Regions from separate parts of the Homo sapiens genome. Here region 2 is linked to region 1. A link is a loop called in an ENCODE intact Hi-C map of the cell type or tissue named here. Cell type or tissue: HCT116. All regions are shown on one strand.

Region 1 (2,500 bases):
CCCGGGTATGGGGGATGCAGCTGCCAAGTGGCTGAGGGCCTCCGAGGGCCAGCAGTGTTAGAAAGGGCAGGCGGTCCTCCCAGGAGGGCCCACCCTGAGCTTCTCAACTCATCACCCTCTCCTGCAGCTTCAGCCTCTCAAGAAGCCTTTCCCAGGGAGAAGCCAGTCCCTACTGCGCTGCTGGGCTCAGTTCAGTGCGGTGCTGAGCGGAGCCCGCACCCCTCCATCGCCTGGGTGTGTGTGGACCTCACAGTGCAGCCTTGCTTAGCGGAAGCCTTGCTTGATGGGAGGGCACTTTTCCTGGCAACAGAAAGGGAGACTTATGCCGCTAAGAGGAGCCTTCTTGGCTGAAATGAGTGCAGTTTGGTTCTGTGTCCCCATCCAGGCCACTTCTGTGCCACGTCAGACGCCGCATGGCCCTGAGGGCACTTTCCGGGGACAGACTTTGGATTCTGGGTGCTGCTCAGGGTACTAAGGACAGTCTCCAGCCCTAGGCGGCAGCAGGGATGCCGCATGAGTGTCCCTGCCCCCTTGGCCACCAGAGCAGGAGTGGGTTTGGGTGAGGAAGCTGCTCCCAAACTCCAGGGGCAGCAGAGGCAGCCGCAGGGTGTGTTTGAGTCTGGATGGGGGATCTGCATTTCTCAAAGGCCGCTCAGCTGTCCCAGAAGCAGGGGTCCAGGTGGCCACACTCCCTCTCCTCTGTGCCAGAGACGCCACTGAGCCCCTCTCCTGGGGCTGGCCTGGAGTTGGCGGGGACAGAGGGCAGGGAAGGGGTAAGGAGGGCCCCCAGGCTTCACACGCGTGTCTGTGCATCTCCCCCATGGCTCTGCTCACGGTGGCATCTGGGCCCCTCAGACCCCAGTGGCTCAGCTCGCCAGGTCTGAGTTGGCACTTTTCCCCCTGCAGAGAGCACAGGTGTGGCGGTGGGGGCAGTTCCCCCAGTGCCCAGGAGATGGCAGTGGCAGCCAGGCTGTGTGCGCCCACCTCCCCTGCCCTGTGCCCACTGTCTCCATGGCAGGTGTGGCCTGCGCCCGTGGAGCCACTGCAGCCTGGGTCGTAGAGAAGGACCCAGCAGCACGGAGTGGGATTGGGTGTGGAAGGCAGAAGGCCAGGGCTCCTCCACGGCTGGTGGCCCTGGGCTCCTGGGGCCCCGAGACTCAGGGGTCCTGAGACAGGGACCTCCCTGCTCCACCACTGAGTCCAGAGGCGGGGACGCCAGCTGCCCAGGTCCCTTTGAAGGAAGGGCCCTGAATATCTTCCTATGAAACTTGCCAGGCACCCCCGCCCCCCGCCCCCCAACTAACGGAGGTGGCCCTGCCCTGCCCAGTCCTAAATAACCCTGCAGGGTGGACTGTCCCTGGGCAGGGACAAGGCCATCTGCCCTCCATGGTCCTCACTGCTGGTAGGTGCTCCCGATGGCCGGTGCTCTCCTGTTACATCCGCCGGCCCACGCTGTGGCTCCCTGGCTGTTCAGAGCCACCACCTTCCTTCCCACGGCACGGCGGGCACCCAGCGGCTCCCACGCTGCAGCCGGGTCTGGCCCTGGAAAGAGGCTTCAGCTGGGCCTTTTCGCCCGCACAGCAGGAGCCCAGGCTGAAGTCTGCAGCTGCCGAGGGGCCTTCTTCCCGAATCCTGCGCGGCAGATCCAGGGGCTGTGGGCAGCCACGCCCAGCCCGTGTAAACAGGTGAGCGACGGCCCAGGGGCCTCGAGGCTGGGCTCGGCCATCTCCACTGTGCTCGGTGGGCTCTGGGCACCCAGGAGCGACACCGCAGACCTGTGTGTGGCTCGTTTTTGCCGACTAGAGCGAGGGCCGCACGTGTCCCATCTGAAGGAGCTGTGAAGACCTGCCCTGCTGGGACCCACATCAGCTGTGCTGGGAAACAGGCCTTTGCGGCCACTGCACACGCGGGATGGCTGGGCCGTCCACATGCCACCCTATGGGACCCCCAAGCAGGGGACAGAAAAGCTGCTCCTGAGAGGCCCTGACTGCTGCGGCCCCCAGGGCTGGACAAGACGACGACGCATCCTTTGTGGCCTGAACACAGACTTCAGTGAAACTTTGGAGGCACGTCTGTGCTTGTGTTTCTGGCCGATGCTGGCGTGATGAGGCCGTTTCTCTACTGGAGGTGAACAAGGCCTGGTCTTGTCAGGCTGCACGGAGGTGCTGCTCTGGGTGGGTGCCTATGAGTGAGATCAGGTCTGATGCGAAGGTCTCTGGGGCTGGCCCAGCATGAAGGAGGCACAAATGAGAACCTCGCAGGTGGGCCCTGGGGCCGCCGCCACTCAACAGTGCCCACCAGCCCACCCGGGACCCACCGGGCAGTGCCGTTCCTGCCTCGGTGCCTTCAGAGCCCGGGAGTTTGGAGGTCATCACAGGGCCCCTGCAAGGAGAAGCTGCCCGTGTGGGAGTCGAGGACCAGGGGACCCCGGACCCTCTCACGCGCCCTGCTGTCCCTCAGTGACTTGTGGGGGGCAGGAGAGGGGCCTTGGAGCTCCCCA
Region 2 (2,500 bases), 240 kb after region 1:
CCCTGCAGCCGCTGGCATACGTCGGTGGCACGCGTCCATCCTCACCGCAAGCTGCCCGCACCTTCCTCCTCCCCGTGCCTCCGGAGTCCCCAGTGCCAGCTCGGAGGGGAGTTGGCACGGATGGAGGCTGGCCAGCGTCTCGCGGCTGAGTATAGGCACGCTTCTTTTTTTTTTTTTTTTGTATTTTAAACACACACACATATTCTCACACGCACACACGCCAAGCCCCCACCCCTGGCAACACACATCCCTCCTGTCAGGAGCAGACATAGCCAAGAAAGCCCAGAGCAGGCGGGGGCAGAGAGAAGGGGCTTCGCCGAACGGAGGAACCTCAGCCCGCAGCTCTGTCCCTGCCCGTCCCCATTGCTCTCCCTCTTACGTAAACCACCAGGAAGAAGAAGAGGAAACACGGATCCACGTCACATCGAGGAGCCTCCTGATTGGGCGTACCTTCCCCTGCCAGGTCCCCTGGGACACACGCCAGCCCCGGCCACCCTGTCCCCTGCCCAGCCCCCCGCCTCCCCCAACGGTCTGCCACGGTGACCACACCCAGCTCCCTGCGTTTCTTCTCTTGAAAGGCGTTTATTCATCGAGTGCCAACCCTGGCTCCTGTGCGGACACGGCGGCTGGCAAGACAGCAGGGCTGGCCGAGAGTCTGGCGGGATGACCCCGGGGGTTGTTGCCTGCCATGGGCACAGTCCGGGAGTCCTGACCTACGTCTGAGGGCCAGAGGGCATCCCAACTGGACGTGAAAGGCCAGCCTCAGGCTGAGGACGGGGTGGAACAGAGCCTCGGCCAGGCTCCTGCTAGAGAGCGGTTGCCGGCACTTGCTCTGTGCTGACCCCGCTGTCTCTGTCGCCTCCCTTGCTTGAAGAGCCCCATGTTGGTTATGCATGACCTCTGACCCTGGAGACGCAGGTGACAACTCCCGGGCATCGGGGAGACGAGGTGTTGGGGACAGAGCCGGCGGTCATAGCCTCCAGCTCCTCTTCCTGCATGGAGTGACCTGGCGCCGCGAGGTGGAGCTGGTGTCCGAGCCCTGAGGATGAGGCTGCTCCCTCCGCAAGGTGGGCGAGGAGCCAGGAAGAGCCAAGGGAGTGGCCACCCTGCCCTGACGGCCACCAACGGCCACCACGTCACCCTAGAAGACAACCCAAGCCCGTCTCCCCACACCTCGCGGATGGTGCAGTGCAGAGAGAAGGCCGGGCGGGTGCTGGGGGGCCCATCTCCCCGAGCCTTGCAAATAGTGCAGTGCAGGGAGAAGGCCGGGCGGGTGCTGGGGGGCCCGTCTCCCTGTGACTCGTGGACGGTGCGGTGCAGGGAGAAGGGCGGGCAGGTGCTGGAGGACTGAGTGAGGCCCCTCCAGGATGGCTCCCTGCCCCTCCATGCGCTGGGTCCTCGGGCCAGGACAGGTTGCATCTGGGTCACCAGCCCCCTCACACCCGCTCGCCTGAAGGCGGCCGACCCTGGCCACTGGTCGCCTGGTGGCAGAAGCCTCTTCTGGGCATTTTCAGGCACCGCAATGCTCTTCACAGCGTTAACTTTTTTTTTATCCAACCAAGGACAACCTCAGCTTCAGAAAGCCCTGGAATGCCCCACAATGGACAAGCAAGGAACACCCTCCGGGACGGACCGCGAGACTCGGCCCTGAGATGCCTCAATACCCTGGACACCCCAGAACCTCAGATTGCGTGGCTGGGGCTCCTGCGGCCACCCTGCTCCCCAGAACCTCGTCGTCTTCCCGGTGCCCTGCGGCAGGAACACAGGGCTGGAGCCGACCCCCAGGGCATGGCTGGGAGCTGCGGGAGTGAACGGGGAGTTAACCCCCAGGGCATGGCTGGGAGCTGCGGGAGTGAACGGGGAGCTGCCTGTGGCATCTGCCCTGTGGCTGTCACTCCCCTCACCTGTTCCCAGCCCGTGTCTGACAGGTCCCACCCTGGGCCCTGCCCCATCCCGCCCTCGAGGCCACGCCCCCTCTGTGCCACCCAGGCTGCTCCTGGTCACAGTTTGCATTTAGGCTGCAACCTCTGACCTCAGGCCCCTGGGTCTTCCTCTGCATTGGGCATTCCCAGGCCCCAGGCTGGAGGAGGCTCTGGGAGGTACGGCCTAACCCTGGGATTGGGGAGGTCAGGGGCCTGGGCTACTCAGCTGACCTTGTGGCCTTGCCCTGGAACCCGGCCCCTGCTGCCTCCCTGGGTTCACTCTGTTCCACCACACGGGCCTTCTTGCTGCCCCTGAAATGTTCTGGGAGCTCCTCCGCCGAAGCCCTGGCTGTTCCCTCAGCCTGGACGCTCCTCCTGCATGTCCCGGAGGTGGCTCTGTGGCCCGCTGTGGCTACCCAGCAGGACCTGAGGTCTGAGGCCCACTGTGACCGCTGCAGGTGCATGTGATGTGAGGCGCAGGAGCTGGGAGAAGGGCAAAGCCCACCTTCCTCTGCAGCTGCTGCCTGTTCTCAGCTCATCTGGAAGAGAAGGGAAGGTTCAGAGTGCGGGGCCGCTCA

The links. Hi-C counts contacts between places; a loop is a spot of excess contacts. Peaks named below come from ENCODE experiments on the same cell type or tissue, not always from the same donor. Only the 100,000 strongest peaks of a DNase experiment are listed, where the experiment ranks them.
Region 2: it touches region 1 in a loop (3-fold over the local background); 3 of 110 quality-filtered maps call a loop at or near these places.

Annotation. Positions count from the first base shown.
Region 1 is chr16:88,815,236-88,817,735 of GRCh38, forward strand. The region is part of intron 13 of GALNS (galactosamine (N-acetyl)-6-sulfatase); the gene reads right to left. Among named protein-coding and RNA genes, the nearest start is that of APRT, 4.6 kb to the left of the region's middle. RefSeq lists a silencer at 922-1,031 and enhancers at 954-1,455, 1,456-1,955. In HCT116, a CTCF peak has its summit at 946 (motif pointing right); no DNase peak of the experiment used is centred here.
Region 2 is chr16:89,052,585-89,055,084 of GRCh38, forward strand. No RefSeq gene overlaps it. Among named protein-coding and RNA genes, the nearest start is that of ACSF3, 40 kb to the right of the region's middle. In HCT116, a CTCF peak has its summit at 1,023 (motif pointing right); DNase peaks (open chromatin) are centred at 447, 814 and 1,047; H3K4me3 peaks cover 1,486 bases; H3K27ac peaks cover 1,728 bases.